Linked DNA regions of Homo sapiens: region 2 is linked to region 1. Evidence: chromatin contacts called from ENCODE Hi-C data. All regions are on one chromosome and are shown on one strand. Each heading gives the region's core, a stretch centred on a gene start or an enhancer-like site at or near the end of the contact. The rest is flanking DNA. Distances are from core to core; before and after follow the strand shown. Region 1 holds the start of PKD2 (polycystin 2, transient receptor potential cation channel). Region 2 holds the start of HSD17B11 (hydroxysteroid 17-beta dehydrogenase 11).

What was found. Hi-C counts contacts between places; a loop is a spot of excess contacts on that map. Pooled maps may share reads with other maps.
Region 2: a loop to region 1 is called in a map with no recorded cell type, with 10 times the contacts of the local background. The contact joins the promoter of HSD17B11 here to the promoter of PKD2 in region 1. A Hi-C loop is called at or near these places in 2 of 37 single-sample maps with no recorded cell type and 12 of 50 pooled maps.

Annotation. Positions count from the first base shown.
Region 1 is chr4:88,003,225-88,010,891 of GRCh38, forward strand. It overlaps PKD2 (polycystin 2, transient receptor potential cation channel), which reads left to right and starts at 4,411. Exons shown (of 15, transcript NM_000297.4): 1 at 4,411-5,104. The coding sequence starts at 4,510. RefSeq lists silencers at 4,174-5,103, 5,154-5,293.
Region 2 is chr4:87,388,009-87,395,675 of GRCh38, forward strand. HSD17B11 (hydroxysteroid 17-beta dehydrogenase 11) reads right to left here and starts at 3,180. Exons shown (of 7, transcript NM_016245.5): 1 at 2,853-3,180. The coding sequence starts at 3,062. RefSeq lists enhancers at 3,392-3,461, 3,475-4,047.

The sequences.
Region 1 (7,667 bases), core at 3,161-5,660:
AGGTGAGATTTGTGCAGCGTGTCCAGGAAGATCTAGCACACTGATGAAAAAAAAAACAAACAGCAGCCAGGCCATGTTATCTATCCCACTCGGTATTTCCAGATGCTACAGATGATGGAAATTTGTAATGTGACAACAGGATTGTGGAAATGAGATGAAAAAAACTTTGTGCACGTCACTTATTTAATAATGGAAAATTTCTTATTAGAAGTAAGGTCTTCAGATGGGTATTAAAGGAAGGAATTCCGTGGGTAGGGAGAGAAATTTACAGCCTCAGGGCCTGCTTGAGCAAAAGCTGGGCACTCTAAAGGGGAGAAACAAATTAACATAAAAGCACAAAAGGGAACCTTAGTAAGCCAGAAGGAATGAATAAGTATTTGAACAGGAAATATATTAGATGGCTGGTGTTGGGTTTATGAAAATTAAGATTGAAATTAATATTGAAACTCCAAAATGTAAGATTTAGGGTGCAATGGACCAAATGCTATTTAAGTGGTATTACACAAAAATTGCTGCGAATTTTTAATGATTACATTTCTTGCAATAATTTGTAAAGAAAATTTTGGGTAAGCACACATATAACTCTGAATTATGTATGTGCAGACACATTTCCAATCAATTTGAATTCTTTTAAGGGTGAGGATATAGTTTCAGGAAGATTTCAGATTTTGTTTTAAATAGGAACTGACACTCTAGAAAGAAAAAAAAAAGGCCTATTTATGTTATCATTAACTATAGAGAGTCTGTACTCCTTAACACACATCTGAGGCTTCCTATGATCTGGCCCTACCTACCTTCCCTACCCATGCCAGCCTGGGCAATCTCTCTTCTAAATCCCCTCAAACCCTGTAAAATATAAGCTCACCTCTATGAGAGCTAGGCTTTTCCCCTATTTAATGAATTGCCGTCTCTCCTAGTATTGTGCCTGGCATATAGTAGGTGTTTAGTAAGTATTTGTTATAGAAGCCTCTAGGATTGGCATGGAGCCCTCCAGAAACTCACAGCCTAGCTGGAACAAAGACATCCACAAAAGCAATTATAATAGATGAAAATAGTTATCATAATTAAGATATAAGAGCTAAGACCACTTCTAACACTAACAAAGACATCCACAAAAGCAATTATCATAGATGAAAACAGTTATCATAATTAAGATATAAGAGCAAAGACTACTTCTAACACTATTAGCACGTACATGTCAGACGGTGTTCCACATGCTATGGTCTGGGTGTTTGTGTTCCCCCCCCATAATTCATACATTGAAATCCTAACCTTCAAAGTGATGGTATAAGGAGCTGGGGCCTCTGAGAGGTGATTACATCATGGGGCTGGAGCCCTCACAAATGGGATTAGTGCCCTTAGAGAAGCAGCTCAAGGGAGCTCTTTTGCCCCTTCTACCATAAGACACAGCTAGGAGGTGCAGTCTATGAACCAGAAAGTAGACCCTCACCAGACCACAAATCTGCTGGCAGCATGATCTTGGACCGTCCAGCTTCCAGAACTGTAAGAAATAAAGGTTCATCGTTTATAAGCCACCCACTACATGATATTTTTTATAGCAGCCCGAATGGACTAAAACACATGTATTAATTCACCTAATCCTCACAACAACCCTATGAGGTAGGCATTATCATTATCCTCATCTTTGGTGGTACAAGGAGATAAAGTGACTTTCCCAAGGTCACACAGCTAGGAAGTAGTGAGTAAATCAGAATCCAGGCAGTCTGGCTCCAGGGTCCTTACAACGAATTAGTGACTGCAGGCACAAGCATAGAGTAACCTGACTCAAAGACCACTGAATTTTCTTCTAAGTCTGGGATTCCAGATGATTGTCTCACTAGTGCTAACAGTGAAGTATAGAAATGTGGGGGAAATATTTATGAAACCTCTTCCATTTGGAACACATTGGTGCTTCTCAAACTTTGGATGCCTGAGAATCCCCTGTGAAGATTCAGAATTTCAGGACTGGAATCCGGAAGATTTTGAGTCAATAAGGTTGGAATGTGGACCCAGTATCTATATTTTTAGCAAGAGCTGCAAGTGATGCTGGAGATCTTCTGATCACAATTTGAAAACATTGTACTAGGCCTATTCTCCAGAGGACCCTTTGGCTCAGATTCTGCATTCTCTTTCCAGGCCTGGCTCTCCTCTGTTGGAATGTGTCTGTAAGAATCCTTCGACTCTGCAGTGCTGCTGGTGCTATTCAGGACATCTTCAGCTTCAGAAGTTCCTTGGATGACAGGCACCATAACCCTTAACCCACTTGGTAATCTCTCATTTTTGGTCTGTCTCCTCTTGAGGGCCAAGGCTGTATCATACTCCTCTCTACATGCCCAGACCTTAATTCAGGGCACAGGAAATGTCTTCAGAATGAACTGATGAATAGCATGAGCTAGGGCTGTGCTCCAGACCCACCAGTCTTGCCTTTGAGAAGCTCACAGTTAAGAGAAGAACATGAATATCTAAATTAATAAACTGCAGGATCAGGTAATAGGTAGCCATAATTACCTAAATATTAGCAGCATGTTATATGTGCCTAGAGAACAAATGAATAATTCATTAAGGTGGATGGATGGCATGGGATGCCATGCTAGAGGAGTACATTAAGAGCTGTTAAAGCTAAATTGTGTCCCCCCAAAAATTTCTGTGTTGAAGTCCTAACCCCCATTACCTCAGAACATGACCATACTTGGAGACAGGGTCTTTACAGAAGTAATGAAGTGAAAACAAGGTCATGAGGGTAGGCCCTAATCCAATATGATGTATAAGAATAGACAATTAGGACACAGACGCATACAGAGGGAAGAGGGAAGACGGCGTGAGGACACAAAAGCGGGGCCATCTGCAAGCCAAGGAGAGAGGCCTCAGAAGAAACCAACTCTGCCAACACCTCGTGAGAAAATACAATTTTTCTTTTCTTTTTCCTTCCTTCCTTCTTTTTTTCTTTCTTCTCTCTCTCTCTTTCTTTCTTTATGAGACAGAGTCTCACTCTGTCACTTGGAGTGCAGTGGCCCGATCTTGGCTCACTACATCCTCTGCCTCCCGGGCTCAAGCGATCCTCCCACCTCAGCGTCCCTAATAGCTGGGACCAAAGGCACACACCGCAAAGCCTGGCTAATTTTTGTATTTTTTGTAGAGACAAGGTGAGCAAATAAATTTCTGTTAAGCCACCCAGTCTCTGGTACTTTGTTATGGCAGCCCTAACAAACAAATACAGGAGCAGATTATGAGAATTTACTAAACCAAACCACAGAAATTAAATTTTATCCTTTCAGCTGCCAGAAGCCCACAGAGGTGTCTAAGCATCAACGTGACAAATAAGCAGCTTTGGTTCTGCAATATAACCTGGAAATAGTGAGGACACCGACGTGGAGAATAGAGATGGGAGTTGACAGGGATCAATTGTTCTAATGCGGAATAATGCAAGACATAAGATCAAGCCAGCAGGAGTGAGAAACAGAGATCATATCAGGGTGATATCTGTGGGGCAAAAGTAACAAGAAGATAAGGTGTAGGCGGTGGAGGGTAAACCGCGAGGCTTCCATGAAGAAGAGTGGCCTGGGAAGTGAGGAGGACAGCGAAGCCCCAAACCTCACCTTGGGATACGGGAAGTGAAGCAGGTTCCAGAGAAGGGGACAAGATAATGACTTAGGGTAGGATAAATTTCAGACAATTGCAGAGCATCACATTAGATGTGTTCAGAAGAGTGGAAATAAAGTTCTGTGCCTAGGCCCTCATGCAGGATTCTGTTGCTAGAAGTCAGTGCTGGCCGCAGGGAGACCGGAGATCACAGTGGAGGCACCAGCGATCCGAGAGTCCTATGACGAATCCCTGGGATCCCCACAATGTGTGGAGACAGAAGCCAACCAAAGAGCGAGAAAGCATCTCCAAACCAGCAGAATCAGGGGCAGGAGGCCCGCCAAATGCACAGCAAGTCAGCCTTGGTAGTTTGCAAATGGAAAGATTTCTTTGACCCGCTGGAGACTTCAGCTCAGGCTGGATGTCGCTAATTCACACCATCTCACCAAAAGGTTCTTTCCCTGCCCTTTGGTGAATCGAGGCAGAAGTGGCTGGTGGATAACTGGGACCCAAGAGTTATCTCAGCGTCGGGCAGGCATCGACAGCTCCAGGAGCCCTTTCCCTGCAGGCGGGCTGGCGGGTGAGCGATTCCCTCCCTTCCCAGGCCTTCCCGGGAATGGAACGTGGGCGCCCGCGCCCGGGCTCCGGTTCCACTTGGAACGCGGACTCGGGAGCCGCCGGGCGAGCGCGCAGACCGCGGGGGCGGCTCCCTCGCACCTCCCCGCTCAGCGCGCCGCGGCGGATGGGCGAGGCGGGGCGAGGCCAGAGGGAGGCGGGCCAAAGGGGCGGGCGAGAGGACGCGGGACCGCGGGGAGGTCGGGGGCGGGGAGCAGGCGGCGGCGGGCGCCGGGAAGAAAGGAACATGGCTCCTGAGGCGCACAGCGCCGAGCGCGGCGCCGCGCACCCGCGCGCCGGACGCCAGTGACCGCGATGGTGAACTCCAGTCGCGTGCAGCCTCAGCAGCCCGGGGACGCCAAGCGGCCGCCCGCGCCCCGCGCGCCGGACCCGGGCCGGCTGATGGCTGGCTGCGCGGCCGTGGGCGCCAGCCTCGCCGCCCCGGGCGGCCTCTGCGAGCAGCGGGGCCTGGAGATCGAGATGCAGCGCATCCGGCAGGCGGCCGCGCGGGACCCCCCGGCCGGAGCCGCGGCCTCCCCTTCTCCTCCGCTCTCGTCGTGCTCCCGGCAGGCGTGGAGCCGCGATAACCCCGGCTTCGAGGCCGAGGAGGAGGAGGAGGAGGTGGAAGGGGAAGAAGGCGGAATGGTGGTGGAGATGGACGTAGAGTGGCGCCCGGGCAGCCGGAGGTCGGCCGCCTCCTCGGCCGTGAGCTCCGTGGGCGCGCGGAGCCGGGGGCTTGGGGGCTACCACGGCGCGGGCCACCCGAGCGGGAGGCGGCGCCGGCGAGAGGACCAGGGCCCGCCGTGCCCCAGCCCAGTCGGCGGCGGGGACCCGCTGCATCGCCACCTCCCCCTGGAAGGGCAGCCGCCCCGAGTGGCCTGGGCGGAGAGGCTGGTTCGCGGGCTGCGAGGTAAGAGCGCGCGACCCGCAGCGGCAGATGCACGAACCAGAACGGCCGGCGCCGGCCGGGGCCATCGCCCGCTGCGGCAGCTCCCCGGGCTCCATCTCGCATCCCCTCTGCGTTCCGCCTCCCTTGGAAGCGCATTCCCCACCTCCGCTAGTGCTGCCCTATTTCCGGTACCCAGCGCGGAATTCCACTGCTCTTTTGTTGGTGCATATTTATTGGATACCTCCTTCTTCAGGATATGTCACCATAGTCTTTTTTACTGAAAATTAGTGAAAGCCTAATTAGAGTGAAAGAGTACATCTGGGTTTTGTTTTTTTTTTTCTTGTAGAGGAAAAAATGAACATTACTTGTGTAACTGATGGTAGTTGCAACTGCATATTTGCCAATGTCACAAAATCTAAAGGAAAATGTTATAGTCACCCGTGGTTTCCTTCTTGCCTGGACACTCCATTGTCCCGGGCTGAAAAGGGTAGCAGTACAGTGCATATAATGTCAAGTTGTGGGAGGAGTGTGGCAGATTGTCATTGGTGCATTTTTTTGGTGATGTGTGTGGTTGTTTTGAGGAGTGGGAGCTGTTAAGAACACCACAAATAGAATAAAATAATATCGTGAAGTTATTTGGCCGTTTCTAATTCTAGACATTTTTCTAAAAACAGTTGCAAAGGAAAGATTACATTGTTTTAAAAAAATTTGAAGTATGTTTTTAAATAACTAAATTAATGTTCTTTGAAATTCCACCAAAATGATGAAGTCACCAGATAGCAGCTGATAAATGTGTCTGAGCCCAGTGCGCCCAGCTCTACAAAAGGCAGAAGAGGAATTTTCAAATTTGCCAGTGCCCAGTAAGAGGACATGAATTTTCTAGTACCAGAGGAAATTCTCTTTTTACAAATTTTGTCAGAGGTATCCTTGGGAAAGTATTTCATTTGCTTTTACCCTCCAAATTATTTTAATCTATATTTTTAAGAGTTTCCATTCTCAGTTGAGTTTTTCTTGTTCTTCTCCTTCTGTCAGTTTTGAAAGTCTTGCACAAAAACAATCCAGGTGTTGTTACAGCAGTGTGATTAAAACCAGGTCAGGCCTACACTGAAATCCCAGTTCCACCACTCATTAGCTGTACGACCTTGAGCAAGTTACTTATCCTCTCTGATACCCAATTTTTGGATTTTTTTTTTTTTTAAAGAGATGATCATAACGCTTAGGACTTGACTCTTTGGGAGAATTAAGTGAGTTAAGACATAAAATGTGCAGCATGTATTTGTCATGTTATTAGCGCTTCAGAAATATAAATGTAAACATTTTGGTACTTCGTTTATGGAGATTCTTATACTAGTTAATTTTATTAAAAGCATGATGGGGAACAGAAGATCCTTTTCGGATAACCTGTGTGAGTAAATTAATAAAACACTAACACTTTTTAAGATTCAAAACTGGATTAATTATGTTATTTTACACCATTTAAAATGTGCATTTAAAAAATATTCACTGAAGTGAGAGAGAAGTTCCTTTTAAGTTAATAAATAATGGTAAGTTGCATGATCCTTTTAACTCAGTTTAAGCATTTGATAACACCCCTAACCTTGTTTGAATAAACTCAATAACAGAATATAGAGAAATAAAATATATATTTCATATGAGTATGTATGTAAATTTATTTCTTTTAAAGGAAAATTTCAGGAAACAAAATGAATAAGCTCATAGTCATAAAACCTCTAGCCAAAGTGTGTCAATGGTCTGATTTGTAGGAGAGCAGACTCAGGAATCGGGAATTTTTTTTTTTTTTTTAAGAGTCGGGGTTTCACTCTGTCACTGAGGCTGGAGTGCGGGGAAGCAAACGTAGCTCACTGCGGCCTCAAACTCCTGGGCTCAAGCTGCCCTCCCACCTCAGCTTCCCAAGTAGTTGGGATTACAGGTGCAAGCTGCTGCTCCTAGCTGAAAAGTTTTAATTATATAAAATGTTTAAATAAATTGTTATTCCTTTCTTTTATGAAGAAATATAATTGATATTCTTGTCACTTATTAAATAAGCAACATTTTAAAATGTTTAGCACCTACTGTGAAGATAGCACTGTGCTAGCTGCTATGAATAAACTAGAATAGCATATCACTGTTTTCCTATGGACAAAAACCCAGAAATGTAAAATAAATAGCCATGAATGGGTTGAGATTCCCCCTGCCCCCTTTGGATACTGATGACAGAAATCTTATATGCACTATGTAAGCAGTGCCCTAGGATCAGAACAGAAAGTAACTTGCAATTTTTAAAGGTGGGAGAAATGACTGAAGTTTGGAGTGGTCAGGAGTTTCCCTGGAAGTCTCTTGCCTTTGTGACTTTGTATAGCTCCCTCAAACTACCTGAGCCTGAGCTCCTCATTTATAAAATGGAAGAATTGAACCTAGCTTCCAAGGTCCTTTCTAGCTTCACCATGCTCTGGTCTGTTGTTTAATGACATGAATCCAAGATGGACAACAAATGGTCGATTTTGCTCCTTCTACAGTAAATAGATCTATCTTCTTAGCAGAAGTAAAATAGTAAAGAAAGAAGACATGTTTGAGGCCTGTTGAG
Region 2 (7,667 bases), core at 1,930-4,429, 620 kb before region 1:
CCCTCAAAACCCTTCATTGACTCCCCAGAGTAAAAAGCCAAAATACAGGAAATTTTATCATCTGTAGCTCCAGCCCTTTAAATCTCTACACCGGTACTGTCTCATAGAAATATAACGCAAGCCATGTATATAATTTTAATCTTTCTAGTAGTCACACCAAAAAAAAAAAAAACAATCTAGTGGCATATTTTATTTAACCCAACATATCTAAGTAATTATCATTTCAACATGTATACTATATAAAAATTATTAACACAAAATTCTACATTCTTTTCTTCATACTAAGTCTGCAAAATCCAGCATGTATTTCCACTCACAGTGCATCTCAAATCAGACTGGCCACATTTTGAAAGGCTCAAGAGCCACAAGAGGCTAGGGGCTACTACCTACCACTGTGTTGCACAGAGTAGATCTAGACCTTTCTTGTGCTTCTCTCCCTTCCCTCAGTCTATGCCAGGCTTTGCATTTGCTGATCCCTCCCTGCAGGACTCACTGTGCTCTCAGCTTCTTCTGATATTGATTCAATTATCTCCATCTCAGTGGGGCCTTCCTGGCCACCACTGTAAAGTCAACACTCCCCTCCTACCCTCCCCACCATATAGAGTCTTTTATCTACTTTCACCTTTTATTTTTTTCTTTATGCTTAACACCATCTAACAATTATACATTTTATTATACAGTGTGGCATACTGCCCCTAGCTCATGAGGCTCATGTCTTCCTCAGTGCTATATCCTCAGTTCTGCATTAGAACAGTGCCTAACAGATAATAGGTGCTCAATAAATATTTGTTGGATAAATGCATGTCACTGAAGATCAGAGAAAATTTTGTACAAACCAGCACTGGACATTGGAAGTCATTAACCTAACTAACTCTTACATACATTTAAATTTTAGCTTAAACCACACTTTGTCAAGGAATAATAAGAACACTGCAGTGTGTTTACCTTATACCACACTGTGCTAAATGCTTTGTATGCATTATCTCATATCATACTGACAGCTTTTTGAGGTATGTATTGTTATTTTATCCATTTTGCAGAAAAGGAACTAAAGCTGTGGAAACGTTGAGTAAGTTACCCAATCAGAAAACGAAAGCTCAGATGTGTCTGACTATATCACCATGCCAGACCTTGACCATGCTGGTCCAGGCTGGACCTGGGTTGTATTTTTCATTGCTCTTGTAATTACTTTTTTATTTATTAATTTAATTTAATTAATTTATTTATTTTTAAGACAGAGTTTTGCTCTTGTTGCCCAAGCTGGAATGCAATGGCATGATCTCGGCTCACTGCAACCTCTGCCTCCCAGGTTCAAGCAGTTCTCCTGCCTCAGCCTCATGAGTAGCTGGGATTACAAGTACACGCCACCACGCTCAACTAATTTTTTGTATTTTTGGTAGAAATGGGGTTTCACCATGTTAGCCAGGCTGGTCTTGAACTCCTGACCTCAGGTCATCTGCCCGCCTCGGCCTCCAAAAGTGCTGGGATTACAAGTGTGAGCCACCGCATCCAGCCTGCACTTGTAATTACTTAATGTCCATTTTCCCTACTAGACTGAGGTCATGGAACCTTATTTTCTGTTTGTCACCCTATCCCTAATGTCTAAGCAGCAGACAGTCATTATTTGTTGATTGCTGTCTTCATCAGCCACTCACTGGGTTAACCCTCATTTAACTTCACATCCTTTGAATTATTGTTTACAGCATTGCATGTCAACTAGTGTGTAATGGATAATGTTTCAGGCCATCAGGTATCTTCTAGAAACCCCTTTGTTCATCTACCAAAGGTCAAATAAAAGGTTGGATTCTAGGTCCTCTTCTCCTCCCTAAGCCACACCTACACTTGTCCTAGGTAAAAAATTACACTGAAAGTTTTTTTCCCTTTTATTGTTTTTACTAAAAGATGCTTTCCCGCCACTCCTTCAGTATCACAGGTCAAACGTGGTAAAAAATGTTTTTTAAAAAAATTTGAGACAGGGTCTCACTCTGTCACCCAGGCTGGAGTGCAGTGGGGCGTTTACAGCTCACTGCAGTCTCCACCTCCCAGGCTCAAGCAACCCCCCACCTCAGCCTCCCGGAAAAGATGCTTTTTAAAATTACTCTTGGCAATAACTATGGCAATGTAGCATTGGTTTCTGTTGAGTATAATCTTTTTGTTTGTTTTTTGAGACGGAGTCTAGCTCTGTCGCCCAGGCTGAAGTGCAGTGGCGCCATCTTGGCTCACTGCAACCTCCGCCCCGCGGGGTTCCCGCCATTCTCCTGCCTCAGCCTCCCCAATAGCTGGGACTACAGACGCCCGCCACCACGCCCGGCTAATTTTTTTTTGGTATTTTTAGTAGAGACGGGGTTTCAGTGTGTTAGGATGGTCTCGATCTCCTGACCTCGCGATCCGCCTGCCTTGGACTCCCAAAGTGCTGGGATTACAGGCGTGAGCCAACGGCGAGTATAATCTTTCAAACCACTTTTCTCATTAACAGTAAGTAGGACTTTCTCTTAATAGGTACAAGCTTCTTACTCTTTTAATATATAGCTAAAACGATTGTTTTTTCCCTATTTTTAAAATAGAGGGATCAATGAAATCAGGTTCAGGAAAAAATTATGAGTTATCCTTAGGGCAAAAATGGGGATCAATTTACAAATGGGGCAGTAACTGGGACTATTATAACCTCTAGGTCTGTTTATCATGTGATCATACAACATATTAATTCATGCCCTCCCATCTGCAAAATGGCAATACTAATTTTTTTTTCCTCCCTGCTTTGCAGAGATGAGGTAAAGGGTGGTTGCCAGCAAAATGCAGACACATCCACAAATTAAAGGTACCAGAAAGTAAAACATAGTAAACACTGTTACCTTATTTATATCCCAGAGAACCAGCTTGCTTTTAAGTTTAGCAAATTCATAGGCAGTCAGTCTCCCAATTCCATGCCCAGCTCCTGTAATCAGCACGATTTCGCCGGTGACTGATTTTCTCCTCTTAGGAATAAAAAGCTTCACGAAGGACTCTAGGGAGCAGACGATCAGTAACGGGAGAAGCAGGAGGATGTCCAGAAGAAATTTCATCCCTTTTGTGGCTGCGAGCGTTTGGTGTGTTTTTTTTTTTTTTTACCACTCTAAACTGCTTTTAGAGGGTAGCTCGATCTAACACCAGAAAGAGTAGGGGCGAGAGCAAGGAGGAACTCCCGTATCAAAGAAAAACAACTCCGAAACCGTTCCTTCCGCTGGGCTGGGCTTTGTTGGTCTTTCGCAATTGGCTCGGGCTGCAGTGCTTGCTAGCTCAGAGATCTGGGAGGGACGAAGTCCAGACCGGAGCAAAGCTTCCTAGTTCTGCTTTGCGCAGCCCCCACGCGGTGTGTGGCCGCGATTGTCTTTTACACCACTTTCTCCCGGTGTCGTGAGCCGGCCTTGGAGGGTTAGTTGCTCACTTGTTTTCCTAAATTGGATAAGTTCCAAGGATAACCGACAGTGTCCACAGGCCAGATGCTTCTTTCATAGTTGAAGGTTGCTTATCACTAGATAGGGGGTGCCGCTGGGCGCGGCGGCTCTCGCCTGTGATCCTGGCACTTTGAGAAGCCCTGGCGGGAGGATCGCTTGACCCCAGGAGTTCGAGATCAGCCTGAACAACATAGGGAGACCCCCGGTCTCTTTTTTTTTTTTTTTAATTAGCCAGGCGTAGTGGCGTGTGCCTGTAGTTCCAGCTACTCGAGAGACTGAGGCACGGGAATTGCTTGAGTCCAGGAGGTGGAGGCTACAGTGAGTGAAGATCGCGCCACTGCACTCCAGCCTGGACGAAAAGGCCAGACTTTGTCCTAAAAAACAAAAACTAGATAGAGGATGCAAATGTAGATTCCTATCTTAAAGGATCCTGAAAAGACCAATCGTTCTGCTTCCAGCTGAGAAATTGCGCTACATCACATTTTAGTTTGAACTAAGCACGATTTCTGGAAGACAGGGGAAATTTTGTCTGTTCAAGGACAGCTTCAATCAAGCGCCAGAAAAAATTGTTATCGTATTAAAGGGATTGTTTCCACAAGAAAGAAGAGTATATTTGAATAATCATTTTTCACTTGACCTATTAGAGTTTGAAAATAAAAAATATATGTTGTACTTTAGGAATTTTATCTTTATTCAAGTGAATAAATAGCAAATCATTTAGCCTAAAGATTACCTATGTAACATTTGGTTTTGTAGCCTATATAAATGGGTATTCAGTATATGCTAACTAGTGACTTGAAAAAATTCTAGAGATTGGTTACTGGAAGAAAAGACCTAACTAGGGCTTGTGTCCAGTAAGAGCTTAATAATGGTATTGCATGCATTTTTTTCCAACTCATTTTTGACAGACATTGGATTTGGGTTTTGCGCAAGACACTCCAGTGCTTGGGAAGGGACTTTGTTGTGTGACAATAGTCAACTTTCATATTTAAGAGCCAGAAAGATCACACAAAAAAATCAAAGTTCACAAATAGTTCAAACTCGATTGTCCCTCTTACTTAAGCAGCCATACGTTGTTATAGGGGATGAAGGGATAGTGGCAGCCTCACAAAAGTGAACCCCATTATAGAATTCTTTGAATTCAGAATATCTACAACTTTTTTTTGGATAGCCTCCAAATCCAAATTTACAAAACACTTGTATAGAAAGTTTACAAAGTGTTCTTCCACATATATTATTTCATTTGATTTTCAAAAGCCTCCTAGGAAATAGAGAAAAGTAGAGTCAGGATATATTTATACCTATACTGTAAATGAATAAATCTGTTAGATCAACTTTAAAATCTACACAGTGAGTAAAAGTGTAACTGGGGCTACACATATGTTCAGTGTTTGTCAATTTTTTGGTCCAACACCTACAGGAATAAATTACATCTGACATGGTGATCTACTATAAGAAGTGTTTCAACTATGTTGAGTTTCATATATTGAGGCTCTAGCTATGCTATTTTTTTTTTTTTTAAAGGAGTCTCCCTCTGTCTCCAGGCTGGAGTGCAGTGGCGAAATCTTGGCTCACAGCAACCTCAACCTCCACCTCCCAGGTTCAAGCGATTCTCCTGCCTCAGCCTCCCAAGTAGCTGGGACTACAGGCACGCACCACCACACCCAGCTAATTTTTGTATTTTTAGTAGACAGGGTTTCCCCATGTTGGCTAGGATGGTCTCAATCTCGATCTCCTGTTCCACCCACCTTGGTCTTCCCAAGTGCTGGGATTACAGGCGTGAGCCATGGCACACGGTCTGGCTATGCTATTTCTTATTCCATTCTATTAATTAAAAAAAACTGGGTAGTTTTAACCTACAGTTGATCAAGGTTTCATTGGTTAAGGGAAAGAACACAGCATTTGGACGCAGTCGTACCTGAATCCCTTATGTGTATGTGACTTCATCTCTCTAAACATGTTTCTAAATTTGTAAAATTGAAATAATACTTACCCTACAGGATTCTTGTGACGTTCAAACGAGTTAATAGAAAGCACATTGCTTTATCAACTATTCAACTTTATGTAAATTATAATTAACACCAATAGAATGTGAGTGATGTGAATGGTCTTGTGAATGATGGTTGTAACATGATTTTGTGAACAGCAAACTAGATGTTTACAATTAAAATCATTCACAGTTAGAACACAGATTAGCTTCTATCTGACCACTATGTGATTTTATGTATTTGTGGTTTTAAAAAACATCTTTCATTGGTAGGGTTTAAAATATTTTGTACTTGGGACATCTGTTTTTTAAAAAATTTTTTATCTATTTATTTTGAGACCGGATTATGAGACTAGCTAATTTTTGTATTTTTGATAGAGGCAGGGTGTCCCTACCCTGGTAGAGGCTGGTCTTGAACTCCTGGGCTCAACCAATTCACCGGCCTTGGCCTCCCAAAGTGCTAGGATTACAAGTGCGAGCCACTGCACCCAGCCTATGTGGGGCATCTTAATTACATGCTGCCTTCCCAGAAGTTGAAATAGTATTTAAAAAAAAAAAAAAAAGATAAGGATAAGGGGGTATTTTTCTTTAATTTTTTTTTTTAAACCCTAACTTGAACCAGAAGAATAGGGGTCTTTCATCAGTGTCTTGAACACTTACTTACTATGGCCAGGCATATGCTTCTTCTGGAGCTTCCTCACCTCTCTCAGCCCTCACCTAACACATTTCATTTTATCTTCTCAATAACCTTAAGCAGTAGGTTCAATAGAAATCTCTATTATATGAATGAAGAAATAAAGAATTAAGAGAAACTAAGCAAACCACTTGAGATCATAGTATAAATGTAGAGTTGAATTTAAACCTAGGCTGTCGTCACCGGCTTTTTTTTTTTTAAACTGGGAGTCCCAGCCAGAGCAATTAGCTGCCTTCTTCCCTAACGCAAAAAAGAAAAGTGAATCCAGTTCTGAACCATTAGATAAATTCGAAAAGATCAAAACTCCTGATTTTGAATCACAACATTAATAACACTTCCCTTTCATACAATTAGGTAAATATCTAATTAGCAGGGAATAGATTGCAGCTGCTAAAAGAATGCGTTCGAATTCCTACCAAGCTTTTAATGAGCCGTGTGATATTTGGTTAATTACTTAACCTCTCCTGAGTTCTCAGTTACCTCATCTGTAAAATGGATGTAATAGCAGCTTGGTTGCCGTGAAGAGTAAATGACATATATACAAAGCACAGAGTCATTCATAAGAGTAAAAAGCACAAGAGTAAATGAGATATATATAAAAGCACATCTTGCATACAAACATACTTAGTGAATGACAGCCATTACTATATGTTAATCAGTTATAGTAAGACGCCTGTATTTGCAAGGCTGTCTCTGTAGTATCCCAGCAGATTAGGAATGAAAGACCACTGTAACACTTAGCAATTACACAGGCCAGTGAAGAATGCTCACTTTCACTATAAAAAATACTGAGGAAAAATATACAGAAATGATTGCCAGACCTACCAACAGAGGTATTTCCCATAGTTTTCTTGTCATCCTGAGATAGAAGACTTCACAATTTGACTCCGAAGTCTGAATTTTAGAGCTGGAGAAATTTAGACATTAGCTTGTGTGCAATGACACTTTTTTTTTTCTATAATGAATCTATGAATTCAAAGTAGTACTGTGTCCGGAATTGGTGGGTTCTTGGTCTCACTGACTTCAAGAATGAAGCAGCGAACCCTCGCGGTGAGTGTTACAGCTCTTAAGGTGGCGCGTCTGGAGTCTGTCCCTTTTGATGTTCAGATGTGTTCGGAGTTTTTTCCTTCTCGTGGGTTCGTGGTCTCGCTGGCTCAGGAGTGAAGCTGCAGACCTTCGCGGTGAGTGTTACAGCTCTTAAGGCAGCGCGTCTGGAGTTTTTTGTTCCTCCCGGTGGGCTCGCGGTCTCGCTGGGTTCAGGAGTGAAGCTGCAGATCTTCGCGGTGAGTGTTACAGCTCATAAAAGCACCGCGGACCCAAAGAGCGAAAGAACAAAGCTTCCACAGTATGGAAGGGGACCCGAGTGGGTTGCCAATGCTGGTTCGGGCAGCCTGCTTTTATTCTCTTATCTGGCCCCACCCACATCCTGCTGATTGGTAGAGCCGAGTGGCCTGTTTTGTCAGGGTGCTGATTGGTGCATTTACAATCCCTGCGCTAGATACAAAGGTTCTCCACGTCCCCATCAGATTAGTTAGATACAGAGTTTGGACAC